5 separate regions of the Homo sapiens genome follow, and all the other regions are linked to region 4. Evidence: chromatin loops called from intact Hi-C (ENCODE). Cell type or tissue: endothelial cell of umbilical vein. All regions are shown on one strand. Each heading gives the region's core, and the rest is flanking DNA. Links, peaks and the distances in the headings are about the cores only.

What was found. A loop is a pair of places that touch in the nucleus more often than their neighbours do. Peaks named below come from ENCODE experiments on the same cell type or tissue, not always from the same donor. Only the 100,000 strongest peaks of a DNase experiment are listed, where the experiment ranks them.
Region 1: it touches region 4 in a loop (15-fold over the local background); 86 of 110 quality-filtered maps call a loop at or near these places.
Region 2: it touches region 4 in a loop (9-fold over the local background); 58 of 110 quality-filtered maps call a loop at or near these places.
Region 3: a loop joins it to region 4, with 3 times the contacts of the local background. A loop is called at or near these places in 15 of 110 quality-filtered maps.
Region 5: it touches region 4 in a loop (32-fold over the local background); 9 of 110 quality-filtered maps call a loop at or near these places.

What each region holds. Positions count from the first base shown.
Region 1 is chr15:57,747,838-57,754,370 of GRCh38, reverse strand. LOC105370834 (a long non-coding RNA gene) reads right to left here. Exons shown (of 6, transcript XR_001751554.3): 4 at 2,925-3,200. Among named protein-coding and RNA genes, the nearest start is that of POLR2M, 44 kb to the right of the region's middle. RefSeq lists enhancers at 1,391-1,987, 2,410-3,162. In endothelial cell of umbilical vein, for the core only: a CTCF peak has its summit at 2,982; a DNase peak (open chromatin) is centred at 2,970.
Region 2 is chr15:57,663,922-57,670,454 of GRCh38, reverse strand. The region is part of intron 10 of GCOM1 (GCOM1, MYZAP-POLR2M combined locus); the gene reads right to left. All of the region lies in intron 11 of MYZAP (myocardial zonula adherens protein), which reads right to left. It also overlaps the pseudogene LOC124903589. Among named protein-coding and RNA genes, the nearest start is that of POLR2M, 40 kb to the left of the region's middle. In endothelial cell of umbilical vein, for the core only: no CTCF peak of the experiment used is centred there; a DNase peak (open chromatin) is centred at 2,984.
Region 3 is chr15:57,638,591-57,645,123 of GRCh38, reverse strand. GCOM1 (GCOM1, MYZAP-POLR2M combined locus) reads right to left here. Exons shown (of 17, transcript NR_104371.3): 10 at 5,579-5,684. MYZAP (myocardial zonula adherens protein) reads right to left here. Exons shown (of 13, transcript NM_001018100.5): 10 at 5,579-5,684. Among named protein-coding and RNA genes, the nearest start is that of MYZAP, 50 kb to the right of the region's middle. In endothelial cell of umbilical vein, for the core only: CTCF peaks have their summits at 3,509 (motif pointing right) and 4,041; no DNase peak of the experiment used is centred there.
Region 4 is chr15:57,858,051-57,864,583 of GRCh38, reverse strand. No RefSeq gene overlaps it. Among named protein-coding and RNA genes, the nearest start is that of POLR2M, 150 kb to the right of the region's middle. In endothelial cell of umbilical vein, for the core only: a CTCF peak has its summit at 3,337 (motif pointing right); DNase peaks (open chromatin) are centred at 2,593 and 3,363; H3K27ac peaks cover 366 bases.
Region 5 is chr15:57,337,753-57,344,285 of GRCh38, reverse strand. No RefSeq gene overlaps it. Among named protein-coding and RNA genes, the nearest start is that of LINC01413, 22 kb to the right of the region's middle. In endothelial cell of umbilical vein, for the core only: a CTCF peak has its summit at 3,428 (motif pointing left); a DNase peak (open chromatin) is centred at 3,425; H3K27ac peaks cover 1,098 bases.

The DNA.
Region 1 (6,533 bases), core at 967-5,966, 110 kb after region 4:
CTGCCCAAATAACCAAGCCTATGCTCCTTCCACCATGTCTTAGTCCACTTACGCTACTATCGCAAACACCAGACTGGGTCACTTGTAAAGAACAGAAAGTTATTGCTCACAGTTCTGAAGGCTGGAAGTCCAAGATCCAGGCACCAGCATGTGGGGTCTGATGAGGGCTACATCCTCACGCAGTGGAAGAGCAAGCAAGCCCAAAGCTCGCAAAGCCTCTTTTATTCATGAGGGAGGAGCCCTCATGGCCTAATCATCTCCTAAAGGCCCCTCATAACATCACATTAGCAACACCTGAATTTGAGAGGCAACCTAGTCAAGCCAACAGCAACCTCTATCAGATCCCCACCCCCCACCAGACCGGCCCCTACATACTTTCCAACATTTTGCCCCACTATTCGCTTCGTTTGCCCACAGTCCAACCAAAGAAAGGCTCAGCTTCCCTATACATTCCCCAGCAGGGCCCAGCTTCTGTTTGCCTGTGCAATGCCTTCCCATCCCCCCCAGCTCACTCTGCAAATGTCCCACCTCTTTCTTACCGCCTCAGCTCCAGTACTACTTCTACATGAAGTCTTCCCGGCTTCCTCCAACTGGAAGCAACAGCTCCTCCCTTGCTTGTCTCTCCTGAAATAGTGTCCCTTTCTAGCATACCTTCCCGTTTTCTATATATTTGTCCTATTCCTAGGCCCTTCGTGGGAAGACACATTATCTGCTTTACAGCACAGAACCTTGCACCATGGCAGGCTCAAAGATATATAGTAAATTCCCTACTTAATTAGGAAGTAAGCAACATTGTAAGACCATGGACTGTGAGTTGGAGCAAATGATAATAACAATAACCACCACAACAGCAATCATGCCTCTGTTTGTGGAGTCTTTATACCTTATACACACCTTTACCTTCGCAAATATTAACCAGTCAAGTCTCACGAATATCTCTAGGGTGGGCAGCATAAATTCTATTCTCCCCAGTTTGCAGGTTGGTGGTGAGTCTCTGGGAGGCCCAGTGACTTACTTAAGGCACCACAACCAGCCACGGGTAGGGCTGGGCCTGCAATCAGGCCTTCTACATCCAAGTCTGACCTTGTTTCATGACACCATGTTGATAACAACACTCTGGTCCACTCTTGCTTTTTCAATAAGAAACCTACAAGGAGCGTGTATGCACCTGCAGTTCCAGATCCAAACGAGCCTGGGGCACAGGGAGGAGGCAGCCTTCACTGGGAGGTCTCCGCTCAGCCAGGCTCCCGGCACCACGTACCCACTGAGCTTTATTCCCTACCATTGATGTTGCCAGCTCTGGCCCTGGGTCTGAGGAGCAACACTGCTGCAGCCGCCAGCTGGCAACTGCCCAGCACTGGGCAGGACCCATCCTTTGCCCCCTTCCCCGGCTGCCTAAGACACGCATTCGCACTACCTCCATGTACCAAAAAATAAAAATAAAAAATAAAAAATAAAGGGAAAAAGAAAAAGAAAGTCTGGTTTTGCTTAATTTTAATCCTGGAAATGGAGAAACACACTTTGCTTTTGCTTTTGGTTTCTCACCAAAAGGCCGTAGGAGTTTACAGCAGCTGACTCCTACAGGACCCCAGCATTTCCTTAGATGGGCAATCAGAGCGGCCGCCCACTGTGTGCAGAGACACTGGCTCCAGCTCCCCCAACAGGCTCTGCGAGCCCTGCACTCAGTCCTGCAGCGCAGAAGCCTTCTCCGGAGGAAGGCTAGCTCCTCCTGAAGACAGTGGGTGAGACAACACTGCCCATCTGGGAACCCACGGGGCCTCTGGGAAGCCCATGGGGCCCCTCTGCTGTGGATGAACCTGGTGGTGCATTCTTCCCAGGGCCAGGACTAGGGGGAGCAAGTGAGGCACGCTCCTTGGTGTAAAATTGAAGGGGGCACCGAAAAATGCAGTGATCAAGAGACATACCATTTAAATGCAACAGCAAGAAATGAACATTAATGCCAAAAAATAACATGACGAATCAAGGAGCAAACTTCCTCACAGTAAAAAGCCATAAGGAACAGAAGCAAGGTAAATATAATACCCAAGAGCCAATTTAATCTCAAGTAAAGTTTCAGAGCAAAATTTTATATTACTGGGGACAAAAGGGTAGGTACATCAATGGAGACATTCCCACCTTTAGCAGTGCTGACCTTGCTCCTATCATACCTGGGGCTGGGCAGGCAAGAATGGAGGGAGCAGGAAGGGGAGTCAGCTTAGGTAGGAAATGTCATAAGCAAAGCCTGGGTGGACATCACCTCAAAATATTGCTAGGGCACAAATTCAAATAATCCCTTTCATTCTTTTTTTGTTTGTTTGTTTTTGTTTTTGAGACAGAGTCTTGCTGTGTCACCCAGGCTGGACTGCAGTGGTGCAATCTGGGCTCACTGCAACCTCCGCCTCCCAGGCCCAAGTGATTCTCAAACCTCAGCCTCCAGAGCAGCTCAAATCTTCTCTTTCATTCTGATGAGAAAACTCTGCCTTATTCTTTGAGCTTGTGGCAGTTGTCTGTAGTAGCAATCAGAGGGTTAATTGAATATAATGAAGATATAGAGGAGGACACATCAGTTAATTAACTTAGGAGAAAACATTCCCAGGGTTTTGATTTACTTCACAGGAAGAAGCAAAATATTGGACATCTTCTATTATTTCACTCTTGCCTAGAGAGTAAATGTGAGATAAACTTGCCGAAAATTCCAAAAAGGTTGCTATAATCCCTAGCCATCTCAGGGGTGATGTTTTCATTACAGGGAATAAAAGGTTGTCTTTAAAATGCAAACACACCCTGAGTAATCCTCTCAGGAATCTACTTTGAAGCCACTAGATCTTACCATTTTGGTTCTGGGGCTTCTGAAGAAAATTGCAAAGGAAAGAACTAATTCCTTTTTTTTTTTTTTCTTTAATTGGAAAAGTTTTTGAACCAACCTGCTTCCATGATGGGCAGTGAGATGTTTGCTGTGCTGCTGACATCTACTGAGAGACTGTGAAATAGCAGTTCGGGAAGTAAAGGAAATCAAAGCTCCTCTTGAGAAAGCTCTGTCTCTAACAGGTGATGCCATCTGTAGCACATCATCGACCTTTGAGCAAGCACTCATCAATTTCCACAGAATGTCAGGATCCTGGAATGTTCACCCAGGCAGCTTGGAAAAAGGAATGGGGCTGCAGCCATTGTGGGGACAGCAGTCTCCCTTCTAGCACTCTCTGCAAAAGGAAAGGAAACGCTTCTTAGAGCTTGATACCAATTTTCACACTCAGTCCCCTTAGCACCCTTCCAGCTTAGTATTAGTAACTCATTGTACAGATGCAAAAACTCAAATCCACAAATGTCCCGTGGCTTATCTAAAGCTACACAGCTAGAAAGTGTCAGGACGGGAATGAAACACAGAGAGTGACCTGTCTCTGCGCCTGTGCCCTGTCCATACTTTCTGTCCCCAAGAGAGCAACACCATAGATCCAAACCAAAACCCCAAAAAGCCCAACTCTAGGAAATGCACAGGCTCCACTTCACTCCCAGGAGATTCCTATGGATCTATGGAAGAAAATGAGGCAGTGACCGAGGAATTTAAACTCTGGGGTGAAATCATTTCCTCCCAATTATTCTTCGTCTAATGACAAAGATGCACCACTAAAAAAGTGACCTATGCCCTCTAACCTCTGAGAAGATCTGAGTCACATGGCAATTCTATTTGTAACATTACAAGATTATAGAGGCCAGTTTTCCCTTCCTCCTCATTTTCTTCTCCCCCATGACATTTTTAGAAAGTCACATTCATTTATTTTATCATTAGCTATATGCCTTAACCCTGGCCTTCAGTGCAGAGCCTGCTTCACTCTTCTGTAAATTAGCTCATTCCTCTGCAGGTGGACCCCAAATAATCTAGCATGTCTTCCTTCCACACATAGAGGCACCTGTTTGCACACACTTAAAGCTATCCGTCTAAACAGAAAACTGTTTTTGATGTATGTCATTCTGTGGGCAGCTTTTCTATGCCATGACTGCTAACATAAAAGGAGATATGAGCCAAGTTTTGAAAAAAAAAAACTATTATTTCACAGAAAGTGGTTATCAAAATAGTAAAAATAAAAATAAAAATAAAAATTAACTTCATTAAAAATGATGGTATCGGGCCGCAGGGGGGCGGAGGTTCTGCTGGTAGGTCAGCCAGGGAATGAAAATGAGCTAGGGGTGAGAGTACTTTTCTCTATAAGTTGGTTTGGTAAGTTTTGTCTTCTTTTAGAAAGCTGGGTTCCAAAAGGGTAGACAGAGGGCTCATTAAGTAGTTATTTTTTCAGTTACTGGTTTCAACTAATTTTTTGGAACTGATAATGCAGGTACATGGTATAAATTTCAAAAGATACAAAAGACTATACAGTAAAAAGCAAGTCCCTCTCCTACCCTGGACCGTGGCCATTGGGCTCATCTTCCCTGACGCAAGCTTGCCAGCTTTTGTATATCTTTCCCTATATATACCATATATGCACATTTACAGATGTTCTTTTTAGCTTTAACCACATAGCCATATACTATGCACCCTGGTCTACACCATGGTCGTTTCTCTTAACCACATATCTTGGAGATTCTTCATCAACAAGTAGAGTTTAAACAAGTTGGACAAGGCCACCATGGTTCCAAGAGCACCCTGTAACTTTATAAGAAGTCTTTATGAGTGGTTGCCAAAATGAATGTCATCCTGGGGATTACAAGATCTTTTCTCTTTCGAGGCACCACCAAACTATGACCAAGAATGCTCTGGGATTTTTTTCATCCAGGGTTTCTACCTTAATATATTCAATTGGATGACAAATTTCTCTTATACTGGGTGCATTTCTATTTAATTTTCTTCTTCAGTGAACTTAAGAAGAGAGCATCTGGGAATCACGAATTCAATAATGAAGTTTAATTCAAAGTAGACTTGTATGTTTAAAAAAAAAAAAAAGAAAGAAACCACACGCAAGACCATAGTATTCTCTTGCAATGAAGCAGATGCAATGGAAAGAAGATTGAGAAGAGGTGGCTTCAGGGGGCTGTTCTGCAGGAGTCAATACTTGACTATGTCCCTAGGGTTCTCAATGTCCTGGTCTTAGCTCTTTTTCACTCATCTAGGGAATCTGCATTAGAAAGTTTTACTGACACTTTATTAATTTATATGAAAAAGAAAAAAATACGTGTAAATGCAATCAGCATTTCTGACCAGGGACGAACAGATTCTCTATTCTGGTCCCAGCTGATTTGTAAGTGGGGACACACAGCTCTGGTCCCATGATCTAGTCTAGTTAACAATAACTAGTTCTGTGACCTTAGCCAGGTCTAAGAATTTCCAAGTCTAAAATGCTGGTGACTGTCACATCCCCTTGCCTCAACTTCACCATACCTTCTCATCCCAAATTCTTCCACACCACCCTAATTCTCATGAACTTTATACATTTTACTTTCATCAGCAGGTTCTTTTCCTAGAGCAGCTAACAGGGATAGTGGACATCACTCTGCATATGACCAGAGCGCTGGTACCCATCAGATCTGGCCCAGTCTGTGGAGCTGCTTGCATGGGGCCGGGCACAGTGGCTCATGCCTGTAATCTCAGGACTTTGGGAGGCCAAGGCAGGCAGATCACTTGAGTCCAGGAGTTGGAGACCAGCCTGGGCAACATGATGAAAGTGCAAAATACAAAAATACAATAATTAGCCAGGCATGGTGGTGTGCCCCTATAGTCCCAGCAACTCAGGAGGCTGAGGTGGGAGGATCATTTGAGCCCAAGAAACAGAGGTTATAATGAGTCAAGGCTGTGTCTTGCACACCAGCCTGGGTAACAGAGTGAGACCCTATCTCAAAAAAAAAAAAAAAAAAAAAAAAAAAAGATCTGCATGAGCCAGGCTATTTGAGAATGGGTGTCAGCTTTTATGTCCATTCAAATCCAGAAAGGGTTGAAGCCCCCTTCAAAACACAGCTCAGCCCTCTACTCACAGAGCCCTCCGGTTCCTTTGGGTCCAGGAACACGGAGTGGAGGAGGTCAATCCTGACATCTGTTCTTTGAACCTGTCAACGTTCCTACCATAGTAGCACCAGATATACTGATTGGAGAGATTGGATGTGAGCAGCAAACCTGCCTAGCAGTCCTCCAGGTTAAATGTACACAGTGTTTCCACAAAACACAGTCAAATGCCCTTGGAAGGATGTCAAAATATGTTGCTTGATCCCAAAAATACTCTCCCAAAGATGCTCCCAAGGATTGTTTCAGACTGGCCTTGTGTTCCATGAAGACCAGGGCAGCTCAGATTAATATCAACATTTCACATACTCTAACAACAAAATGCTCCACAAAAAAATGCTGTCTATCAAAAAAGTACATGAAACACAGACTTTCAAATATTAAGACCAGATGTCGGAAATACTAAAGACAGCATTTATTTTCGGCATACTCAGTGAGATAGAGGGAAATGTATGGTATATCAAATGAACATAGCTTTCACTGGATTTTGCCCCCAAATATTGACCAGTAACAAAGCGGTTTGTGCTTAAAGACATGATCCAAAAAG
Region 2 (6,533 bases), core at 1,049-6,048, 190 kb after region 4:
AGTGGCTGGAATAATATATAGCACGTAAACAGTAAATATAACAGGGTAAAAATGGCTACATTCATATCAGTTAAAATAGATATCAAGACAAAGAGTATTGACAAAGGTAGGGACCAACATTTCATATTGTAAAGATCAATTCATCATCAAGACATAACAAAAATGTGTATATACCTAGTAACAGAGTTTCAAAATACACAAAGTAAAAACAAAGAAAGAGACAGTCTAAAACCATGGTAAGGGATTATAACACCTTTCTCTCGGCAATTGATAGGACAATTACACAAAATCCAAGAAAAATGTCAGTTATCTAAACAATATTATCAACCACCTAAACCCAACTGGTATTTGTAGGATATACACAACAGCAAAATATATATTTTTTCACAAAAATTTAATTGAAACTATATGCTGAGCCATAAAATAAGTCCCAATAAATTAAAAGTTAAAACCATACAAGCTGTGTTCTCTGACTATAAAAGTATTAAATTAGAAATAAAAATATCAACAAAAATTTCAACTATTTGGAAATTAAATAACCTGCCTCTAAATAATCCATAAATCAAAGAAAAATCTCAAGGGAAATTAGGAAATATTTTGAACTGGAAGATAATAAAAGTAAAGTATATCAAAGCTTGTGAGATGCAGGTGAAGCAGAGATTAGAAGGACATTTATAGCTTTAAAGGTTTATATTAAAAAAGAAGAAAGGTCTAAAATCAATGACCTAAGTTCTACCTCAAGAAGCTAGAAAAAGAAGAGCAAAGTAATCCCGAAATAATTAGAAGGAAGGAAGTAATGAACATCAGGGCAAAAGTCAATAAAATAGAAAGCAGACAAGCAATGGAGAAAATCACCAAAGCCAAAAGCTATTTTAATTATTTTTTAAAATCAACAAAAATTGATAACCCACTATCTGGTTAAAGAAGAGAAAGAGAAAGAGAGACAGAGACACAGAGTGGATAAGATAGGGAGAGAAAGAGGGTACAAATAATATCAGAAATTAAAGAGACATTAAAAGTAAACAACTGGGCATCTGTGTAGAAAAAAAGAGTATTGATACCTTTGCTTCACACAAAACCCAAAAATCAACTTAAAATGGATCAACTAAATAAACAAGTAAAAACCATAAAATTCTTAGGGGAAATCACAGGAGAACATATTTGTGACCTTGTAGTAGGCAAATATTTCTCAGGACACAAAAGACAAAAATCATAAAAGAAATAAATGGTTAATTGAAAACCAAAAATAAAAAATCTCTTCAACAGGGCCTGGCATGGTGGCTCATGCCTATAATCCCAGTACTTTGGGAACCCGACATGGGCTGATCACTTGAGCTCAGGAGTTCGAGACCAGCCCGGGCAACGTGGTGAAACCATCTCTACTAAAAATACAAAAATTAGCCGAGCGTGGTGGCATGCACCTGCAGTGCCAGCTACTCAGGAGGCTGAGAGGTAGGAGATAACTTAAGCCCAGGATGTCAAGGCTGCATTGAGCCAAGATTGCACCACTGTACTCCAGCTTGGGTATCTGTGCAAGACCCCATTGCAAAAAAAAAAAAATATATATATATATATATATATCTTCAACAGACATCATTAAGAAAACAAAAAAGTAAGTCACAGGATGGGAGAAAATGTTCATAGCACATACATCTGACAAAGGACTCGAATCCAGAATATATAAAGAACTCTTCCAACTCAATAGTAAGAAAACTAAAAGCTCAATAAAACAACGGACTAAAGATTGGAACAGACACTTCAAAAGATGAAACTTATAAATGGCAAAAAGCATATGAAAAGATTCTCGAAAAGAAGAAAAGATGCTCAGCATCACCAGTTGACAAGGAAATGCACATTAAAACCACATGAGACAGCACTCTATATCCCCTAGCATGGCTCAATTTATTTTCTTTTGTTTTTATTTTTATTTTGGAGCTTTCAAAGCCAGAAAACCTACTAGACAAATTCTAAAAGCTATAACACTGAATGGCTAAATTTAAAAGGTTGGCAATACTAGGTCTGGGTTAGGATATGGAGACACTGGTACACTCAAACTGCTGGAAAATTAAAATACTACAACCCCTTTGAAAAACTGACGGTCTCTTAAAAAGTTAAACTTATACCTCCTTTTACGACCCAGCTATTCCACTACCAGGAATTTACCCAAGAGGAACTAAAACTATCTTCACATAATGAGTTGTACTCTAATGCTCACTGCAGCTTTATTCACAATAGCCCAGAGCTGGAAACAACTCAAATGTATTTTGTCAGCTGAATGAATAAACTGCGATATATTCATACAATGGAATACCACTCTGCAACAAAAGGGAATGCATACAACTTAGATGCGCCTCAAATCATTATGCTGAGTGAAAGAAGCTGGACAGAGAAGAGGGCATGCTATATGATTCCATTTCTAGAAATGCAAATCATACAGTGGATTCCCACTAAATGGAAATCCATAGTGACCAAAAGTGATAAAAAGTGACTCACCATCTACAGAAAAAAAAGATCAAGAATTGCCTAGGGATGAATGGAAAGCTGGGTTGCAAACTGAAACAGAATCTTTGGTGGGGTGATAGAAATTCTCTCTATCTTGATTGTAGTGGTTATTTCATGGGTATAAACACTGTCAAAACTCAGTGGATTATATGCTTAAACAGAAACACTTACTTATGTAAGTTAATAAATAACAGAAACTTATTTATGTAAGTTAATAAATAACTAAGTTGATAAGGTAAAAAATAAAAGATGATGAGAGCCTGAACATGGGCAGTAAGAGGAGAGTTAGAGAGCGTGGGACAGATTTAAGAAAAGTCTTTAAAAATTAAATTAACCGATTTGATACAATAAATCAAGACTATCTCCTTCTTAGTCTTGCAGAATATGACTACAGTGGAACGACAAAGAATAGCCTCAGACTGCTGCCTGGACTGTGCTACAAAAAAGATTGCTTCTGGGATTGAGAAGCAAATTCCATGGTTTTCCTGCTTTCAAACACCACCCCCTTGTGTTTATATGTGTAACGAATACCAACCCAATGGCTTGGGAGGCACATGTGCCTTTCACGAAGGGAGAAAATGTGCAGCACTTCTGGACATTTTTTGGAAATTATGTCACGAATGTTTGGCGGTCACCTCCCCCACCATTCCCCTCAGGCCCAGGGGTGTGGGCAGCTCGGGGGCTGTAGCACATACACTGAATGTGTGTTCCATAAAATGCATGTGGGGAGCCGAGTGCCTGGTGCTGCCGCTCCAACATTACACAGAAAAATTAATAATAGTCGCAAGAATGCATAACAGACACACTGAGAGGCTCAGGTGCTACACAACACACATTAAATGCAGGATGGACAAAACCAAGACATTTGACTCCTTTCCTCTGACTTTTGAATTGAGCTGTAAGTGTAGTATATCCGACAGAGAAAAGTGTAACGAAATCTGTTCAGAGTTTCAGAAAGCTTATGAAGATAAATGCTTGCAATGTTATTTTAAGAACATTTTCTATATTGGAAATGGAGAATATTTCTTCTTCTCCAGAAGTTGAGCTAATAAAAAAAATTGTTTGAAAAAAAGAAAAAGAAAAAAGAATGGGCATATTTTTGTTATCAGGAAGATTTTCTTTTTCACATTTATTTTAGAATCAGAGGGCACATGTGCAGGTTGGTGACAAAGGTATATTGTGGGATGCTGAGGTGTGGGGTATGACTGAGGCCATCACCCAGGTAATAAGCATAGTACCTAGTAGGTGGTTTTTCAGACCTTTTCCCCCTCCCTCTTTCCCGCATCTAGTAATCCCCAGTGTTTATCGTTCCCATGTTTATGTCCCCTGAACACCGCATGTTCTCACTCATCAGCGGGATCAGGAAGATTTTAAATTGGTTGATGAAAATGTAGTCTGACAGGGCCAGGCTAGAGCAAGCTTTTAGGAGTCTGCTGTGTCATTTGGATTTGGGGCAGAGGGAGGAGGGAGTTCAAAATCTAATGAGTTTAAACCCAGGTAAGCACAAATGATGAATCCAGGGACTAAAATAATCCATATTCTCTGTTTTAAAAGAAAAGAAGAAGGGTTCTAGAGTGTCAGCCATGACCTAGGAAAGGGCCTGTCCTTTTCTCCGAGCCCAGGATCAGGTAGAGGGTGTTCCCTTAACTGTCTAGGATCCTAATACGATTTCAACATTTCAACAAAGTTTTCAAACATTAAAAATGGTAATAATCTCAGAGTTGATCTAAGCCTTCTCCCTTTTTTAAAGATGAACTAACCGAGTCCAGGTTGTTGGTGGCATGATTTGCCCAAGGTCATGCACAGATAATGGCAGAATGTGAGTCAGAACCGAAGTCTCCAAAAGGTTGAGTAATTAAGAAAGAATTAACATTTGTCCATCTTTCGCACTGTGCCAAGCACAATTCTAAGTCTTTTGTATCTATTATTTAATCATAAAAAGTTTCTTTCAAGTGGGAGGGATTATCCCTATTTCACAAATGCTGAAACTGATGCTCAGAGGGGTAGAATTACCTGCCCAGAGTTACTCTGCTTGTAAGCAGAGGTGTCAGGGTAAAAACACAAAGCCCTTAGGTATAACTGCAGAGTTACATAACACTAATGGTGCACTAGTAAATTTTTGACAATAAAATCCCTAGGTTAAAAAGCTCTGATTGTGACATATGTCAATTTCTGTGGTGTCAAGACCTCCTCCATAGCTAATTGCAAGCGACCAACATGACATCCCCAAATGGAGACCTGAGAAGTGATGCATGTCTTCCGCTTTCATTAACCAGTATGAAGCAGCTCCAGCACAGTGCTGGATATGTCATGCAGTCCTGAACCCGTAGCTCAAGAAGCAGAACAGCTAAAGTGTTCTTGGGGAACAGCTAGGAACTGGACTAACTGAGGACATGTGTAAGAGCCAAGGCTCTTCAATCTGAAACTAAGGGTTGCTTCTTTAAAACCAACAGCACTGTGGCTAAGAGGAGCACAGGCATGATCAATAAATCCCCAAATACTGCCTGGGCATGGAGCCAGAATACATAATAGGAGTAATGACATCATACAAGACCATCAGCTTATGACACTTAAACTCTAAGACTTGATATGAATCCCAAACTCCTATGAATTCTGCAAATATCGGGGCCAACTGCTAAAAGAAGCTGAAATATTGCCAGCCTATAAGACTCACGTCCAGCCTCACCCTCCCAGGATGAACCTTTCAGGTTGCTGCAGGCAAAGGACTGCTGGGCCCTATGGCCTGCTAGTAGGACCTGGCTTGTACAATCCCTGCTCATGTTCACCTAAAGGTGAAATTCTCTTTGTTAAATTATCACACAGCTGAGTTTGATGATAGTCTCCAACTTTGAGGATGAGCAAAAGAGAAAGAGTGATTCATTATGGGACATAGCTATAAATCTAAAATATTTATCAATGACAATAAAAGAGTCCCTGGGACGCAGGCAATTAAAGAAACAGTAACACATATGGCATTTACCATGAGCCAGGTACTTTTCTAATCACTTAAGTATTAACATATTTAATCATCATAACAACTCTATGGAGAGGATGCCACTTCACAGAGAGAGTTCCTATTTACCAATAAGCCAACTAAGGCATAGGACAGTTAATTAACTTGCTCAATATCACATCACTACTAAGTGGCAGAGCTGAGATTTGTACTCAGGTAGTCTGAGTCTGGAGTCTGCAATTGCACTCTTCACAAATGTAGCTACTTATTAGTAAGATGGGGAGCTACCAGATTTATCTACCAAAACTTTTGTGGTTTCTTTTAGGAGGTATTAATTAGATATCTATTTAAAAGTTTTCTGTTATGTTAGAAAGAATAACTAAAGAACATGTAAGTTAGGTCACCCCAGGACTTCAGGACCTGGAGAAGGACTGCTTAGCATCCGTGCCGTAGAGCAATCAAGTGGAGAGTTGGGCAGCAACGTGTCAGCATTAGCTATCATCCACAATTAGCAAGGAACAGCGTCGGCAGAGTGTGTGTAAATGATCAGCTAGTCTGAGAGCCAAAGAGGAAAACCAAGTATTTGAATGTCACCTCTGATTCCCTAGGAGAGGAGATCTCTACATGGCCTAGCTATGTATGATGAAATATTGATAAAGAATGCATAAGTTTTTAATAGTGCTAAAGACAGTGATAAGGAGTCCTGTGTTTGAATCACCTTGGAAGAAGCCACTGAGGGTCCTGTGACCCAACCAAGAACCTATGTAACCCACATCCTCTAATCTTAGCAATTTAGAGAAGGTATCCTTTCTCTTTTGGATCTCAAAGATGACTGCACCTGTCTGAAAGGTGTCAAAATGATGTTAGCCCTAAGAAAATATTGAAAGAAGTAAAACAATGGCCTCAGGAAGGTTTAAAAAAAAAAAAAACAAGAACAGAAACAATGACAAAATAAATTAAAACCCATGATATTTAGTATTTTAGAATAGGTTTAAGTCTAAATGTATTATTAAATCTTGTTATTATGCAACTTTTTTTGTATATATTGTCTGCTATTTAAGGTGGATGTGTGAAGTGG
Region 3 (6,533 bases), core at 454-5,453, 220 kb after region 4:
AATTATTTAACCAAGATGTTTTTGCCTTCTCTTTCTAAAGGGGTACCATGTGGCCAAGTGTAACGTCTTCTGTACAGACAGAAGTGAATAATTTAAAGCAGGGCGAGGCAGACACGTGCATACATGCACAGTTGGAAGAGGATCCATGAGAATCACCCTTAGTCTCTCTTAGTGGTAGTCCAGCTTTCAAGGACTTAGGTGGATTGGATTCTGTCCCTTTAAGTTTCTATTATCTATTTAACAAGCGTACCTCTTCCCACCTTAGTAACATCTCTCTAGATGGGTCTAAATAGCCTTTGGGAAGTTTGTATTATCTGGATACCACCAGGCCAGTACAGCTATTAAGATTAGGCTGTCAGGCCAGGTGTAGTGGCTCACGCCTGTAATCCCAACACTCTGAGAGGCCAAGATGGGAAGATTGCTAGAGGCCAGGAGTTGGAAGACCAGCTGAACAACATAGTGAAACCCTGTCTCTATAAAAAATAATAATAATAATAACAGTAATACAAAAATTAGCTGGGCATGGGTGCACGTGCCTATAGTCGATCTACTTGGGAGGTTGAGTGGGGAGGATCACTTGAGCCCAGGAGTTGGAGGCTGCAGGAAGGTATGATTGCACCACTGCACTCCAGCCTGAGCAACAGGGCAAGACTTTGTCTCTAAAACAAAATAAAAAATAAAAAAAGAGTGAGCTGTCACAGAATCCTCCCAGGACCAGGGGCTGGCAAGAAGTGAAGGTCCCCTGACAGTGCCCAGAGAGTCACAGACTTGGACCAGCTTTCTCACTTCTGTGCTCCTGGTCCCTGGTGACTGTCTCCCTGGCTTGCTTTCTGTTGAGCCCTTCCTATTGAGTTCACCAGCAGCTTCCCACCTCAGGCATAGGAGCTTCTGAGGGATGCTGGCCAAATGCATGAACATGAAACCCAGCAAGGAGAGTCAGGCCACCGCTCTGAGAATCCGGGACAGCGATTCTCAATCCTGGCTGTATATTAGAATCACTTGCAGAGTTTTTAAAACGAAACAAAACCCAATGCTCAGTCTGCCTCCATCCCATCTGCCAGGTTCAGGCATGTCTTAAAGCTCCCCAGGTGATTCCAATGTGTAGCTTGGGTGGAGAAGCACTAATGAGAAAATCAATTCCTTGCACCTTTGCACTTATTAAACATCTCAATTATAGCAAAGTGGGGTAGAGTGTAATTGCTTTCAGCAAAAGAAGTCTAAAGAAAATGCCTCCTCTGCAAATGAAAAGAAACTCCCTTCAGACCCTGTTGGAAGAAACATTTCCTATATCACAAATGGCAAAGGGAAATCAAAAGAAAGACATGACAAAATGAAAGGATGCCTAATGGCTGCACTGGGATATAGCTTAAAAAAAAAAAAAACAAAAAAAAAACCTCTTAAGAAATTACTGTTTATTCAGCTAAACAATATCCCTGCCCATTGGCAAAAATGTAAACCCACCCTCTTGGAAGGCAAATAGTTGATTTTTTCCTTAAGATCACTTTCCCCTTGGCAGGAGAGCTGCTTTGGTTGGCAGCAGGAGAGCCATGGTGAGAGCAGGTAAAGAGGGTGTGAATGACTCTGTGGACTGAAGAAGTCACACTCAAAGATGTGTGAGCAGAGGGGCACTGTGGGGGCCTCAGGATGCTCTCTTACTTTTTACACTCCTCCCAGCTCTCCCAGTGCCTTTCCTGGCAATCTAAAGAATGCAGCTTGATTCAGGACCAAAGACCAATCCCAACAAAGCTTTTCAACAGGATAATAAAACCCAAAGGCAAGACTACCCTGGAACTCGGGTGACACCAGTGGGTAAGATCCGTGCCAGCACGGCCCATGTCTGCTTGACTCCCCACTGTGTACCCAGCCCCAGCACGGAGCGGGTGCTGGTGGGTATCTGCTGAATGGATGAATGAATTAATTTCCCCTTGAGGGCTTTTTCTTTCCAATCCCTCGGCATTTTTCTATATTTTCCGGCTATAAGAGGCACACGTGGGGCTTTTTTGGCTTTGTTCTCTCATTTTTATCAAAGCCAGAATCAGCTGGAAGAACTAGTGATGGGGGAGATACCCAACCCCCTGACATCCATGACAGGAGACTTAATTCAGTAGAAAGCCCTAGCCTAGTGAGAGGGACTTGGTTCCACATTTCACAGAAAACGTTTTGCATTATCTTTTCTCAATGACCTTGACACCGTAAGATATATACTAATCCTTCATTTCAAAAGGGCTCACCCCCACCATGAGCCCTTCCTACATAGTACAAGTCCTACTGTCTCCCACCATGGAAATCAAGTCATTAATGAGCTAAGGATGACAAAACCTGGGCCAGTTACTTTTTATTATTTATTATTACTATGATAAAATGATACTCCACTAAGGTGAGAAGAAACATGTTGCTTAACATTTAAGGATTCCCAAGGATCGCAGTAGTGACACCTGGACATTTTGAGCTAAACAAAAGAAGCCCATCATTTAAAAAAACTAAGTTTCCTCATGGACATTATGGCCAAAATGATACCAACAATGGATGGAGACGAGACTTCCATCCATGGTGAAAGTGAGGCTATGATGAAGACGAGCTTCCAGACCCATGTGAGGGAAGAAAAAGGGTCCTTAACATCCGCTACACTTAAAGGCTGCCTATATGCCTGGGGAGCCGGAGTTCACAGATGAAAACATACTTCTCTTCTAGAGTCAGAGTTCAAGATTCATTTCACAAGTGACCAATTCAGTACTCCGGATTTTTCAAAATTTGCTCCAAGTGATCTGAAGTGATTTAGTTACGACTTTGCTGATTTTGCTCATTATGCAACATAATGATAAGGCTGAGCTCACAAAAACAGGCACAGCATAGTAAACAATAGAGAATTCTTTATATGATGAACACTTAACTGAAGTTACCAGACTTCCTCCACACAGTCTTTAAGGTTACAGAACACAGAATTTGTGGAGGAACACTAGAGAACTTCTAAATCAACTTCTTACTTTGTAAAGAACGTAACCATGATGAAGAGCTAAATGCCTTACCAGTGCAGCCAGTATTAGAAATGTTTTCTTTGTTGTGAATGAAGAGCTGCAATTTGCCTCTTTGAAAGTGTCACCCAGTGGTTCTGGCCTGGCCTTGCTTCACAATACAAAACAAAGACATATTCCCTCATGTTTTCTAAGATGTGAATTCAGCTCCCATCTCTCCTTGGGCATGTCTTCCCCAGTTCCCTGAATTACTCAGGTTCTCAACTCCTTTCCAACCTGGTCTTGCTCTTCTGAAGGTGCTCACCTGTCCATGCCCCTTGACCATGTTTCTAACTTTTAAAAAAAATATTCACATAAATGGCTATAGCAAATGAGATTCTAGGCTATCCTTTTTTTCTTATGTAAGTTAATGTAGTATGCTGGGCAAACACAAACTTTCTAAATCAGGCAGTAAAAATTATTAGGAATAAAAAGTGTCTCTCTCTCTTTTTGTTGCTGGTGGTGGTGGTGGTCTACATTCACTGTGGAAACCCAGCCAGCCCCTAGGGGGTGCTAACTCTGATGGCATCCTAAATTTTAGCTGGTGATTTCTTTCCAACGACTGGGCCTTCCAGACCACAGACCACATCAAAGCTTAGAGAAGCTTATCTGGAAGATATGAAATCACAGGTAGAAAAAAGCAAAGCATGGACAGTGATCTTTATATGCATCCCTACACACACACATATACATATGTATACACATGTATAAATACACATATACATATGCACATATGTATATGTGTGTACGTATGTGTACTCCTTCACTCTCTTCAAATTGGTAGGTTTGTTATATTCTGGAAGTAAGTTAGGAAACAGAGAATTCTAAACTTCTTTGAAAATGTCTTTTAAAAAAACAATGTCTCTGATTCTGGTACAGCCTTAACCTCTTACAGGTAAGGGTTTAAGTGAATCAGAAGCCAACCAGTATGAGGTTTTGTTCAATAGTTCTCTAACGATTAGATACAAGAATGACACAGACACCCCCCTGTGGTGAGGTGGGAGAAATGTAGTGCTCACAGTTAGAGACTCGCATAGGGGAAAATAAGGGATGCCCTTGCCCCAGACTTCGTGCGTGTGAAATTCAAAAGCAGAAAAACTATGCCCCGACGGCCAAGGCTCACTGAGATGCTAACTGTGGCAAAGTGATGCTTTTCCTTGGAAAATACACTCCTGACATCTACCTAGTGTTGACGATAGGGCAGGATCTCCCTCCGCATTACTGTTATGGGCAGTGCTCCTGCCTGGATGCACAAAACGATTGCAAAGATGCGTGCGTGGCCTCCTCTGCTATTCCACTGCTCCCCAGAAACTTGTGTGTGAACCAATATAAGATGTACATGATTCAACACAGTATAACTGCACTTCTCATTTGCGGACAAACTTTTATCTAATGTGTATGTTTATCCTACACACAATAAAAAAAGATGTCCCTTCCCATACTCACAATTCTCTGACCTTAACTCCCCAACATTAATATCCCCAATATCTTAGAGATTAATAAAATAGATATATTTTAATCTTCCATTTGTCTGTCATGTACATGAATTATTTCTTAGAAGTAGATATGCTTTTAATTTTAATAATTCATTAATAAAACATAACTTTTTAAAGTAGTACTTAATATAAGGAAAATGTGTTTTCATTTTTCCACTGCCAACCAAATGTTTGATTAAATTGAAACCTTTTTTTTTCTTTGCAGGTTAGAGAATTAGACTCAAGGGAATTCTTATAACCCTGTTAGTACTAACTGCTCTTTTTCTATCAGATTTTTCAATCGGATTTTTTAATTGAGCAAGAAGAAAACTACAATAATATGTGATTAGCTTTACAGAGCACGGACTTTCTTCTTTGGAACATCACCACAAGAGAGGCGGATTATATTGACACAAGTTAAAACAAATTTTGTTCCTCTTAGAGAAATAGAAATGTTCAACTTACCCGTTTTCTCATTTAGAAAAAAGAGAATAGTAAACTATGCCCAAACAGTAAATGTATAGCTTGGTTTCCTGTTACAGAGACAGTTAGGAGAGAAAGGATGGTGGCAAAGGAAAAGGAAGAAGAAGCAGGAGTGGGAGAAGAGAACGAGGAAGGAGGGAGAAAAAAGAGAGAAACAGACAAGGAAAGGGAATGAAAGACACACCCAGAAAACGATAAAGGACAAGAATGGTAGCTGAGAGAGAGAGAGAGAGACAGACAGACGGCTGTGGAGGCAGTGCAGGGACCTGGGCTAAATTCACCCTGCCCATCACCCCCTTGGGTCCCCTGAGCTGTGGGTACCCACTCAGGCTATCACTGTCCTTTCACAGTGGGTGAGCTTATGAACTGCACTTTCCAGCTTTCTTAACTGTAACCCTTTGACCTGAGGAAACCCCTCTTTTAGGGGCATCATCGTCATCAGTCCATGGGGGACATGTGGGGAAATCCCACTCTGGGCCTAGATGGCAGTGGCCTGAGCACCTCGGCTTGTGAGCCACAGGAAATGGAGGGGCAAGGCAGACTTGTTCTGGGGATGCTTCCCCACCACAGGAAGCAATCCCAGGCCTGTGACCTTTTGCAGATGCTTACCTCCTCGACCATCTGCTTGACTTTCTTCTGCTGGCAATGCACCATGTCATCTAGGTGTCTGATCCGCTCACGGAGGCTGGCTGATGCCTCCTCCAACTGCTGATACCTAACACAAATAGGAGAAAAAAGCAAATGAGTCCTAAACCAAAGCAGCAACAGCAGTAGCAACAGTCACAGCTTTAAAGAATATTGCCAAGAGCGCCAAGCATGGCGGCTCATGCCTGTAATCCCAACACTTCAAGAGGCCAAGGCAGGAGGACTGCTTGAGGCCAGGAGTTTGAGACCAGCCTGGGCAATATGCTGAGACCCTCATCTCCACAAAAAAAAAAAATAAATAAATAAAAATAGAAAACATGTATCTTTTGGGGAAGGTTTGGTAAAAAAATAAACGTAAATTTAAAAACATTTAAAAATGCTTCCAAGAACAAGAAATCAAACTCTAAGATCCATTCTTCTTACTTTATGTGATGACCACACAAAGTAGTGTGATTACTAACAAACTACCACAACAGAGGAGCACAGGACTATTTTTCAAGTTCCCATTTGCAAGTTTTATCCCATATAAGGATGATTATTTTCCAGGGGCTGAGAGATAATTTTTTTGCACCATTTACAGATCTGAGAAGCTCTCTGTTTTGGGGTTATTAACATATTGGAACATCCAGTAAATTACTTGGAGGGGAGGACGGGGAAGAAGGGGTCCAGCAACACAATAAAATATCTGAAATCAACGGCAGAATACCAAAAGGTCTGGAATCACAGTTGCTCTACATATCCTTTATTTTTGGCAAATGTGGGACAAGTTGAAAGACCTTCTCTACATCCAAACAGAGCAAGCCACATCACAAAACATTTCATACTTTTGTTTTACAACAGCACAATTTATTCTCCAACATTGCTTGGACTCTTCAGTTCTCTGGGGCCGCTGGGGCTGGGCACTGGAGGAAAGGTCTGG
Region 4 (6,533 bases), core at 984-5,983:
CTAATTAAACAGAGGTTAATTTTCAGAATTGGCAGCTCTTAGGTAATTTTAGAAGCTCAATTTTACTTAAAAAAAAAAAAACTCTATGTGTGGGCTTCACATTACAAAACTACATGCAGGGGGATCATTGGTTGTGGTAATAGAAACTCAGAGGGGAAGTAGGCATCAAAGGAATATAAATACATTAAATCTCTTTCTCACAGACACACAAAACAATTTTCTTTTCAAATGCCAAGAGAAGTAATGTAATGATCTGGATATTGCAGGTACCAAATTCCTGCTCTTGAAGAAAGGGATGGATGGAACATTTTTGTCTGAAAAATGACCACAAGGATCAAATCCCCTGGATAATTCCTCCTCTTCATTTCCCTTTGCCAGATCATTTCATCCTGTTCTGAGTTTGCCAGGGAAAGCTTGAGTTTAAGAAAAAGCCTCTGCAAGGAGAAGACTGAATTAAGAGAAAGTCCACTGGGCCCTGCCATTCATTCTGATGAAAGATAGCCATAGAGGCCTCTCTTTACCCCAAGCAGGGCATACAATGGCCACTCTTCGGTTCAGCTTCCCAGCACATGAACCCCACTTTCTCAGCATGCTGAGGGTAGTCAGGCTCTGGCAGATAGACCTGCACTGGCTAAACGCCTGGACACTTAGAAATAAACCCAAAGGCCAATTTATTGCTTTCTACAGAAAGGTGGCCTGGTAAGCTACCAGTAACTGGTCCCTGGCTCTGAATACTCCTTCCTCATGATTGAGTCCACTTAGGAGAACAAGTCATGGGTTAGCAGGTGGCTCAGTGAAGACGAGAAAAAGCGGCCAAGTCCAGTGTTTCCAAACTCTTAACTTTAATTGTGGAACTGTTTGTTCTATTCACAACTTACCCTGAAACGGCAGATATTTTGCCTGCCTGCCTCTACTTCCGCTCCCATACCTGTGCTAGACTTTGACCTCAAGCACTTCTTCCTGCTGGGTCCAAACCTAGTCTTAGAATCCTCCTCAAGGAGTGGGTGAGAAGGGAAATGGGAATTCAGAGACTTCCTGGAGAAGGGACACCTGAGCAGGGTCTGAGAGCACTAGCTACTTGGCCCATGGATTCCGGGCTGTGGTAACAGCATGCACAGAACTGAAGGGGAAAGAGAGCCCTAAAGAGCTGGAGTATTGGTGCTTGCAGGATGGTGAGCAAGGCGGCAGCCAGGTGAGCAAGGTCCACAGGGCTCAACATGATTACAAGTCATAAGGTGGGTTACCCTGGAGTGGCCCTTCTCATCCTACCATGTTGCTTTCCAGATGGTTTAATCACAGAACATAACGTCTCCAGGACCTGGTCTGCAGGCTCCAGATGGGTGTGCAGTGCAGATGCTTCTCCTATGTTCCCCCAGGCTTCCATGGGACAGGAAGGGATTGTCACGGTCATTGTGTTTCCTGCTGCATAAAACTGGCTGGAAATGAAGATTCCTTCATTCCCTGTGTCACTCTGGAGATTGTGCCTCTGGACGCAATGGACCAGAACTCAGGACACACCCAGTCCCTTCCCAGCATGACCTTCCTTGGGATGTGCCATGTGGCGTGCAGACATCACATGGCAGCACCTGTGTGTGGGAGGAGAGCATTCATGCTCATGTCTAGACACTAGCCAGATGACGACACGAGCCTGCTCTTGGTCTCCTCGTTGGCCAGCTGAGGATGCGGAGGAAAAGACAATGACAAGAATGTTACAGAACCTGTGGGTTCCCTTAACAGCCTTGACCTTGAAGACTCTCTGCTGCTTATGTTTTCACTGGTTTTATTTTTGCTTGTTTATATTCCCAGCTTGTCTTGGAAATTCTCTTTCACAGCATATTTCGCCCATTTTGATTTTCAAAACCATATTTAGCAATTATATTTCACACTTCATCAGATAGAAATGGTTCCACTGAACTTCATTCAAACCACCAACCCTCTCAGGTCCAAGTAATGCAACTCCACTTGGAATTCTGTCTACTGCCATGGGCAGGGATGGGAATCTTTGTGTCGTTTCTGCATTGTTATTTGGATAAAAATGACACACCTCCAAAGCTTAAGTCTGGCATCAATTTGAAAGTTAACCCAACACCAACTTTTATTTGTGAAACATTTGATTTTACCTTTCTAGAATCCATTCACCAAATGGACTTCCTGAGGGTTTAAAATTGGCACCTTTCTTTTCTTTCATATTGTCCAGTCAGCGCTTTTAAAATAGAAAAGCGGGAAGTACCAGTAGAAAAAAGATTAGGGCCCTCACTTTAAATAAACGACACAGCTTTATTACTTCCCATGGTTGTCTTCGTAATAACCTTGAGAGACCAAAAGCTTTTAGAGATTCACATTGTGCATGCCATATATCATCCTCAAGGCCATTTTGGCCTCTCAGATGATTGCAGAAAGATGAGTGTATTGATCAATCTCATCCCTATTTTCAAATCTGTCTAAATGAAAATGAGAAACTGCATCCTTTTAGTTAGGAGATTTATGGTGATATTTCTATTCAGCCCAAGCACGAGTAACACTACAAAGACCTGTGATCACATGGAATGAGATGGTTAGATGACTCATCTATGGCTGTCAGAGGTTTATGGTGGCCAACTTCCCAGAATGGAGTGTATCTCAGTCCACATCTGGTGTAGGAAGTTTATTGAGAGTCTGGATTTTGTATTTATATGGCTTCCATTACCTGTTTTAACTAGGTGTTAACTTGATAAAACAAAAAACTTCAATGATAGGATTGTCTTTTTCTCATTTTTATGAACTTCTAAAAATGTTTTCAAGAGCCAAATTGTAGGAGACTTGTTTTTCTTTCTTTCCTTCCTTCCTTTCCTTTTTAAATTATGATTCTGATTTTCTGGGTTTAAGGTTTGATAATTTTCTTCCATTGTAATGAAATGTTTAACGTATTTTAAAGTTCTTCAGCAGAAAAAGCAGAGGGTTAACAATGACAAGTCAGACCAACTCCTTCTTACCACACAAGTTCAAGTTCCAGCTGTAGTTCCAAACAAGTTACAAAATTGACTTATGAAAATTATTTAGCTTCTTTGAAACTGGTTCCTTATTTGTAAACTAGGGATAATAAAAATCTGCCTTGCAAGATTGCTGTGAGGATCCAATGGGAAGATCTATCTGAACACCTTTGGTAAAATGTTGGTTATATTATGATCTCGGGTAACTCAGAAAAACATTGGCTATAAATTACTCCCTTTAGGTTCATTCATGCTACAGGATAGTCACAAGCTAACTCTATCAGATTATATATTTTACGCTATAGGTCAATGCCACTCTATCTCATTCATACGTTCAACTCTTGTTCCAATGCCATGAAATACCAGTTACTCAGTTTGACCACAAGAGGGCGCAAAGCCTTTTTCATTTTCTTTTTCTCAAGAGCTTGAGCCATTAGACAAAATTCTTATACTGTGATACCTACTAAAGCAATAAGTAAATATATCGAAATAAAAGTAAGCTGATGGTCCGTGGTCTGTGTCTCTTTTAAAAATGGCTCAGAAGAAGACAGAAAATGTATCTCTTAACTCAAAAGAAAATGTATAAAAATGTGCATGTATATATGTGAGTATACATACATACCTTTTCTAACTCCATCCACTGAGAAGACCTAGAAGTAATGACAACCCAATAGCAACAAGCACACCTAGCACCCAGATCTTGGTTTCTAAATACCATTCTCCAATAAAATAAGCCAGAACTCACTGGAGAAGTGGTTGATTCCAGAGCTGGGTCAGGTACAACGTAAGATAAGCTTGAAAAATAATGTAAATGCTTCAAAAAAAATGATGTCTACATGTCAGAAGAACACAGGAACCAACTTGAAGGAACTCCCAATGACCAAAGCTGGAACAATCTGAGCAACAAAATACATAACAGTAATAAAATAAAATAACCATGAATCCAACTGATACAAATAAATAATTGAATAAGTAGAGAAGGGAGAAGAAACAGCTCTTCTGACAGTGTAATTCCAATGAATAAATGCAGAAGAGATAATGGAAATGGAAAATCACTTCTAGACAAACACAACAGTAATAGTTATTGTTAGCAAGAACTATCAGTGGTTGCTAAAATTAGTGGGTGAGAGTTTGATTAAAAAGTAGGACACTGGCACAGTTTCAAAAGATCTTCCTGTAAGACACTTATTACTTATAAAGGAAAAACAGTAGCTTCATAGTGGAAAAAAGTGGATGCTACCTTAACCAAGTAATCACTTAACATCACCAGTTGCAAGGCACACTAACATTATGTGCCTCCTGATATGATACACTGAGAAGGACCCAGCAACACTTCCATGGTATTTTGCCAAATATACATAACCTCAGCCTAAATCATATGAGTAATCCAAATTGAGGAAGACTGTGAAAAATAACCGAACGGTATTTTTCAAAGTAACACGAAAGACTGAGGAACTGTTAACACATTAGAGGAGATTAAGGATGCATGACAACTAACTGCAATGTCAGATCATGGATTGAACCAGATAAAGGATGTTAGTTGGGAAATTCGTAAAATTTGAAGCTCTGAGACTGCAACAGTCTTCCAAGAAACTGTGCCTCAAACCAAGTAGTATTCAGCTGCTCCACCAACATGGAACCAAGGCCTCTTGGAACCAATCTAGGTTTGATGTTCAACAGGTTTGCCCCTAGCAGGTTTGCATCAGCACAGATTTCTGGGTACCCATTCTGCTGGGGTGGACAGTCTGTTCTGACTGGTTGAGCCTTTCCCATGATGATTGCTAAGCAGTTGAGCTATTCCTCCTGGGCTTATCAAATAGGCCATAGTAATTGTAAAATATTTTTATTTTACAATTTTTATCTTACTCATTTCTGCTTTTAGCGCATTGTGGTCAATATGACCCGTGTCTTTATATGGCTGATTTTGAGCCTTTTAAATTTTTTGCATGTTTTGCTTTTTTTTTCTTTTTCTTTTCTTCTTTTAGCTTTTCTTTCACTTTTAAAACACCTTCTTTCTGAAAGTGTTTAGGAGTTTCCCTTTAATCCTTGGAGTTCTCACATCATCTCAAATCACTAATTCTTTCTTTATTACACACTCCTCTTGACTCACCCTGGCTCTGCTCCTGTATCTGGCGTTACCTCTACTGCTGTGCCCACACTAGGAAGCACACCTTCGCTCCTCACTGGGCAGGCACACAAAGATTCTTGTAGAAAAAGCTGTTTTTCTCCAAAGGCTCAGCCAAACACTCTAAAGGATGGGAGAGTAAGGAGAGTGTTGGGTGAAGGCAGGGTATGAGTAGTTTGTTACTAGAAGCCTTCTGCCTTCAGGTCATGCCACTCCTGTTGCTGATCTGTGTAACTGCTGACTCTGTGTTTGTTTCTCTAGGCTGGGAAAAGCCAACCTTACCTGTACAGGAGCTTTCTCCTGTAACTGCTTTAAGACACTGTTGGGTTTTTTTTTTCCCTGCCATTAACATTATTCCATCTTCATTATTGCCTAAAAATTCAGTATCTGATGGTACTAATTTCTGTCTTCAAGCACTATTTATACTTTATTTTTTCTGTCACTTCAGAGCAGTTTTTGGGGGAAAAAAAAACTCATCTTGAATTAGAAATCCAAGGTTCTACACTCGCTCACCTCAACTAGTTTTACTTTTTTCTTTTCTTCCTATCCCATTAAAAGCATTTATGTCAAATAATTTGGTCTTTACCTTTCCTTATCTTTTTTTACTACTAGAGAATATTACCCAGAATATAGATTCTCATCTGTGCCAGCTAACCCTTTGGCATGTTGATTTTTTTTTTTTTAAATAAAACCCTAGCTGGCTTATTCTGCAAACATTGACTGATGACCTGTGTGACAGACATTCTGCTTGGGATCATTAACCCAGTTCTAAGACATAGCTTATAGCCAAACATATAGTTCCTCTGTGATTAAATAACAGTAAAACCGTGAATAATACACAATATTTCCTCCTTGTTGAAGACTATCATAGACTCCTAGGGCATTTCTCAAGGTAAAATCATCCCAAACCCTAGATCACATATGACTGTCACATCTGCCGCAAAATGAGAGGCTGCCACAGATACCTGGGTAGAAATGATTATGAACATTGAGTAGCTGCCTAAATAACTAGAAAACTAGGATTGATTGATAGACATTTGTAAATTTTTCCCCTACACAGTAAAAAATACAAAGGCTACTCCAATCCTGGGGGTTGCCCCAGAAGAGAGGAGCCTTTGGTCAGGTAGAAAACAAAGGAAACATATTCCTGATCTTGGATCTTAATTAGTTGCCTCTAAAGAAGGAGTTAATAGTTGCCACTGACACCAACAGTTGTCTAAGGTATGGAAAACTGTCCCAAAGTTCTTGGGCAGAGGAGTCTAAAATCTTGGGGAAACTTTGGGCCTGAGGACATCTCTAATTTGTTAGTGGGGTAGCAATTTCTATTTGGTCAGAGGGCTGTTGTCACTTGGAGGAGGTGCATGTTTGGCAGAACATCTTGGGTAGGAGGAAGGAGGGGCAATGAAAACAGCTGTGGGGAGACTGCACCAGAGAAGGAG
Region 5 (6,533 bases), core at 926-5,925, 520 kb after region 4:
CCAAGTAATATTGCTCTAAAACAGTGAATTTTTCTCCCTGGCCTGAGAACCTAATACATTTAGAGCTATAAATTCTAGAGGTCCCCCCACCCCCACCGCCCAAAATATTTTCTTTGCATGTTAGAATCTAGTCTACATAAAGCCAATTTTTGAAAAAGTGCTATTCAGTCCATCAACTATTTATTTAAAAACAGTTAGTAGTTAACTATTGTTTTCAAAATAGAGCACTGGACTGGGCTCGGCGGCTCACGCCTGTAATCCCAACACTTTTGGGAGGCCAAAGTGGGCAGATTGTTTGAGTCCAGGAGTCTGAGATTAGCCTGGGAAACACAGCAAACCCCATCGCCACAACAATAAAAAATAAATACAAATTAGAGCACGGGCCAAGTGTGGCCTCCCGTGTGAGGTCACGGGTCAGCCTGGCCTCTGATCCATCTCTGAGTGGGGAGCCCAGGTGGGATCTGGCTTCCTACAGGCCTGCCCCATCCCCTGCCCAGCTGCAGCATTTGTTCCTGCCCACAGGGGTCTTCAGTCCCTGCTCCAGGTCCTTGTCAATTTCACTGTGGCTGCAGGGCCCTGGGGGTCACCTCACCATCTGGCTGGCCTTGCCCAAGTCCCTGGGGTTGCCTGTACTTGTTTCTGACGCTTCCATGAGAGCTCAGCTGTGGCTCAGGGGCCAGCCACGCCTGCTCATTTATCTTCCCAAATTGGAGTCCCTGCCAGAGCCCAGCTTTGGTTAGCACGGGCCAGTCCTGTCTAGAAGACGGGGGACTCTCTCAGGAGGATGACTGTCACTTTTAGGCCACATACAGTTTTGTAGAAACAAATGAACCTGTTTGCAATTTGAAAATTCATTATCCTCCCTTTTGGTGCAAAGAGCTACTTTAAGAAGACAGGTACAGATTATTCTGGGAAAAGGGATTTATCATTGAAAGAAGCTGTCTTAGCTCCCTCTCTCCTCATTGCCTCTTCCCTGTCAGCCTGCACAACTCAGGGTATTCATCTGCTGGGGCTGCCGTCATGAGGGAACAGCCGGGGTGGCTGAGCACCAGTGCTGGAGGCCACAAGTCTGAGATCAGGGGCCGCCGGGGTTGGTCTCTCCTTGGCTTGTAGATGCAGTCTTCTCCCTGTGTCTTCACGTGGTCCCCGCTGTCTGTGCGTTGTGCCCTGATCTCCTCTTCTTATAAGGACACCAATCATATTGGATTAGAGCCCATCCACAGGACCTAAATTTTTCCCTTAACTCTTTTCCTGTTTGCCCCAAGAACACTCACCAGCAGCTCTTGCGGCTGCAGCGTTTACCCCAAAGTAATTTGGTCACAAAACATCTCCCTTTTATTATTTTCACTTTGCTTTAGTGTATCAACTTTGGAAACAAAAGACATCATTCTACGTATAAGACATCATTCTAGGTATAGCGTTCTGTCTTTAGTAGTGGCATTTCCATTTAGAAAATATAGTAATTCTCGATCGCTGAAAATGTCAAATCCGAGAAAACATAGCATTCCTATGTGATCATTCTCAAAGAGTTGTTGGCCAAAGATTCATTTGATTAATCCTATTTTTCTGAAATAGACGATTCTGATGATTGAGATGATTTTGATGTTAGTTCTGTTTACACATAACTCCAAGAACAGTTTTTAAATTTTACTTTCACATTGAAAATCAGTCAGGTTGGTTTATGTAAAATTAAATGAGCTCTGGCCAAGCACGGTGGCTCATGCCTATAATCCCAGCACTTTGGGAGGCTGAGGTGGACAGATCACTTGAGGTCAGGAGTTTGACACCAGCCTGGGCAGCATGGCGAAACCCCGTCTCTACAAAAAATACATATATATTAGCCAGATGTGGTGGTGCATGCCTGTGGTCCCAGCTTCTCAGGAAGCTGAGGCAGGAGAATCATTTGAACTTGAGGGGCAGAGGTTGCAGTGAGCCAAGATTGTGCCATGGAACCCCAACCTGGGCAACAGAGCAAGACTCTGTCTCAAAAAAAAAAAAAAATGCTGGCAGTGGGCTGCACTTTTTTTTTTCCTAAACAGGAAAAGGGTTAATTATTTCTTTAAAGAACCTAGCACCAAATACAGTCACATTCGGAGGTACTGGGGGTTGGGACTTGAACATATGAATTTTGGAGGGGCACAAGGCATCCCATGACACATGTGGGAACCGGTATAATCTCTACAGAGACTAGAATTTAGATTTAACAGCTTGAAACAGCTTCAAGTTATTGGTAACATACAAAACAAAAACAATTCAAAGCCCTTTACATTCAAATTATTGAATAAAAAATAACTATTTCTACAATGTATAAAAGGTATGCTATGTTTATTAGTCTTACTTGTAGCTAATCTACTTTTATGTTTCCTTACAGAAAATTCTTGACATTTTATGTTTCCGTGTAAGAGATTGTACAGAAGGCAAATTTTTGTGTTATGCAATAATAATACTCTAATACAAATTCTGTTATGAACTTCATTGTCACTATATTTAAATGTCATAGCAATTATTTTTATGTGGTATTTTCAAATAATCTAGATTTCATGCAGCATTATAAAACTAACTGGGGCTGGGGACACTGGCTCATGCCTGTAATCTCAACACTTTGGGAGGCCAAGGCGGGCAGACTGCTTAAGCCCAGGAGTTTGAGACCATCCTGGGCAACATGGCAAAACCCCGTCTCTACAAAAAATACAAAACAAAACAAAATTAGCCAGACATGGTGGTGCACGCCTGTGGTCCCAGCTACTCAGGAGGCTGACACAGGAGGATCACTTGAACACGGGAGGCAGAGGTTGCAGTGAGCCAGGATTGTGCCACTGCATTCCAGCTGGGTGACACAGCGAGACCCTGTCTCAAAACAAAACAAAACAAAACAAAAACAAAACAGAAAACAGTGTGAGAAGTGTTCATTACCCACCCACCCCCACCCCCAAAGCTTTCCAAGCTCCCGACCCCATACAGAGGCAAAGGATGCACTGTGCAAAGCTGCCTGCCTGGCCCCAAACGTCCAGTCAAACCCACCACTGCCCTTGCATGACTTCTGACCCCTCCACCTTCAATCTAGACCCCACACCTATCCCACCATCATCTCAGGCCAAGGGGGACCTTGATTAAAGGTTTCCTTCCTGTCCCTGCACCTCCAGACAAGAGAGTGCAATGTTTTCAGAGACAGATCAGATCCTGTTAAAACATTTAACAAGGTCAAGATAACTTAAAATAGTTACCAGACAAAAATAGATGGACTAGTACATGGACAGCAGCTAACTGAGACATGGGATGCTACGTTTCTTATTCACACATCAGATCTTGACATCATATTAGTAAAGGTGTGGGGCGGGGACATGCCATGGCCAGGGTGGGGTCGCAGCTGGCCAGACTGAGCTGGCCCTTCTGTTGAGTTGAACCTTGGGGATATGCAGCCGCTGTGCAATGGTGCCACCTGATGGTACTTTGTAGAATAACCACTCTCCTAGTTTTTCTTCATCTTTAAGTTCCTAAAGAGAGACTGAAATTTCAAATTGGTTTCCTTGTTGTCTATTATTGTCAAATGAAAAGTGCAAACGTTGGTACTCACCTCTCTTGATTTTTATCTGTCTAAAAAATGAAATCTCAGCTATATTCACTGATATATTATGGAAAGAACACTGGACTTAAGGGATTTGGGTTCAGATCCCATTTTCGGCAACTTACTAGTTATAGGATTTGGTAAAGTTACTCAACATCTGCATGCCCATTTTATGATCTGGAGAATGGAAATAATAGGATTCTTGTGAGGATTACAGGAGGTGATATATGCACATCTGCGTCCATAAATCAAGCCTGGGTGTTGTGGAGGTGTGTGTCACCATCATGCATTCTCTGAAGGAGGCTCAGCCAGCTCTACCTTTAATGGCTGGGATTTACTTGTCTTTTGGTTCCTTTCCACCTGTTTGCCAGCAGAGGCTAAGGTTGTGATGGAGGCCATCTCTCAGCAGATGAGTTGAGACCATCCTGGGCAACATGGTCAGGACCACCCTTGGGCCTCTGTGCAGGGCAGTGCCCACCCTGATGCCTACGCTGGTCAGATTGAGAGCATAGACATGGGGCCATGACCTCCATAAACCCCCACCCAGTGCCACATGGCAGCCCAAGGAACCCTCTTAGCCCTGGGTTCTTCGTCTGTAAAACGAGGCTAACGTAACAAGGGGAGCTACTTAGTAAAACAAAAAAAAAAAAACTAAACTACAATTCGTCTTCTGGGATGTTTTGTTTTGTTTTGTTTTGGAGTGTTATTTGGCTGCTGTTTTACTCTATATTCCCAGAGACAAATGAAGCGTAAGAGGCTGTTCTTGCATTACTATAAAGGAATACCTGAGACTGGGTAATTTATAAGAAAAGAGAAGTTCTTTTGTTTTTGGTTTGTTTTGAGACAGAGTTTCACTCTTATTGCCCAGGCTGGAGTGCAATGGTGAGATCTTGGCTCACTGCAACCTCTGCCTCCCAGGTTCAAGCAATTCTCCTGCCTCAGCCTCCTGAGTAGCTGGGATTACAGGCATGGGCCACCATGCCCGGCTAATTTCGTATTTTTAGTAGAGACAGAGTTTCTCCATGTTGGTCAGACTGGTCTCAAACTCCCAACCTCAGGGGATCCGCCTGCCTTGGCCTCCCAAAGTGCTGGGATTACGGGCATGAGCCACCGTGCCTGGCTAGAAAAGAGGTTTAATTGGCTCACAGTTCTCCAGGCTGTAAGGAAGCATGGCCCCAACATCTGCTCATCTTCTGAGGAGGCCTCAGGAAGCTTATGATCATGGCAGAAGGTGAAGGGGGAGCAGGCACGCCACATGGCAAAAGCAGGAACAAGAGAGACAGCTGGTGGTGGGGGGTGCCACAGACTCTTCAATGACCAGGTCTCACAAGAATTCACTCACTATGATGAGGACAGCACCAAGCCATGAGGGATCGGCTCCCATGATCCCAACACCTCCCACCAGATCCCACCTCCATCACTGGGGATCACAATGCAACCTGAGATTTGGGCGAGGACAAATATCCAAACTATATCAAGCATCTTCCTTCCCCTTTCTCCCTTCCCCTCCTGATTCTGGGGAGAAGAGGCTGCTGTGTGTTTCTGAAGGGCTGAGTGTTCTCACCCACCCCCAACCCCCCAAGTAAAGAACTCTTATGTTTCAGGCCCATGGGGTGTGGGGAGAGGTGGTCCCAGAGGAGCAGGGCGTGAGATTGGCAGCTTTAGTTGAAGAGGCTGGGATAGATAGGGGGGCAGGGGTGGTGGTCTCAGCAAATGGTGAGGAGTGAGGGGGAAGGGTGTCCAAGGCTGCTCAGGGGGTGGAGCATGAATACCCAGAGGCTGAGCTTCAACTCATCAGCACTGCTCCCGGGGACCACAGTGACTGAAGAGTGAACCTCTGAGCAGTGCTCAGGGCGTCCTGAGGCCCGGAGAGCCAGTTCTCTGAATGGTGCAAGACCCTGTCAGGTCCACAGGACCCCAGAAGCCAGGAAGCACAACAAATTGGATTTCCGCCCATGCTGAGTAGATGGGAGCTAGAAAACCAAAGAAGGCCAGGTGTGTTGGCTCACGCCTGTAATCCCAGCACTTCGGGAGGCCGAGGCGGGCGGATCACTTGAAGTCAGGCATTTGAGACCAGCCTGGCCAACATGGTGAAACCCTGTCTGTATTAAAAATACAAAAATTAGCTGGGCATGGTGGCATGCACCTGTAATCCCAACTACTTGGGTGGCTGAGGCATGAGAATCTCTGAACCTGGGAGGCAGAGATTGCAGTGAGCTGAGATTGCACCACTGCACTCCAGCCTGGGCGACAGAGTGAGACTCTGTCTTACAAAAAAAAAAAAAGAAAAAAGAAACAAAGAAACAAAGAAAAAGAAAATCAATGGCCCTTGCGCCAGAGTGTCTTGGAGGGAGTCCACACTGACACGCCCACGGGGGGAGCTGCTGAAAGCATTCCCCAGTCCAGTGCTGCCCCGTGAGCACCGCCACCTGTTTCCCGCTTTCCTGGCCACCGTACATACATTTGTTCATGTTTATAGACTCTGAATATAGAGACCCCACACAAGAAGAGAAAGGCTCAGAAAAACAATGTTATGACCTGCTTCCTGAGGCACCCTGCCTGCAGGAAGTGCTTTTCACAGCAAGAAATTCTGACTCCAGGACCCATATTTTTAGCAGGAACATGGTCAGTCAACACACATCCTCTAGGCCTGCCCTGGACCAGATGACCAGGAGGAAGCAGCCGTGAGTCACAGGGAGAAAGCCGGTGGCTCTGACAGGGACGCCTGCTGCTCCGCCGGGGAACAGCTTTCCCCTGGTTTCAGTTAGAAAGGTCAGGGGACGCCTGACCACACAAGGCTCACGGGAACTGTGGAGGGCGGCCCCTCAGGCCACAATCAGCAGGTGCCCACCATGGCTTCTCTCCTGGCAGGTGAGGACTTCAGTTTTTCTCCATGGCTTGGCTCACCTGTTCTCTTATTCTCAGAGCCATAATCACCCTCCTCCTGCCCCAGCCTGGAGCTCTCTGA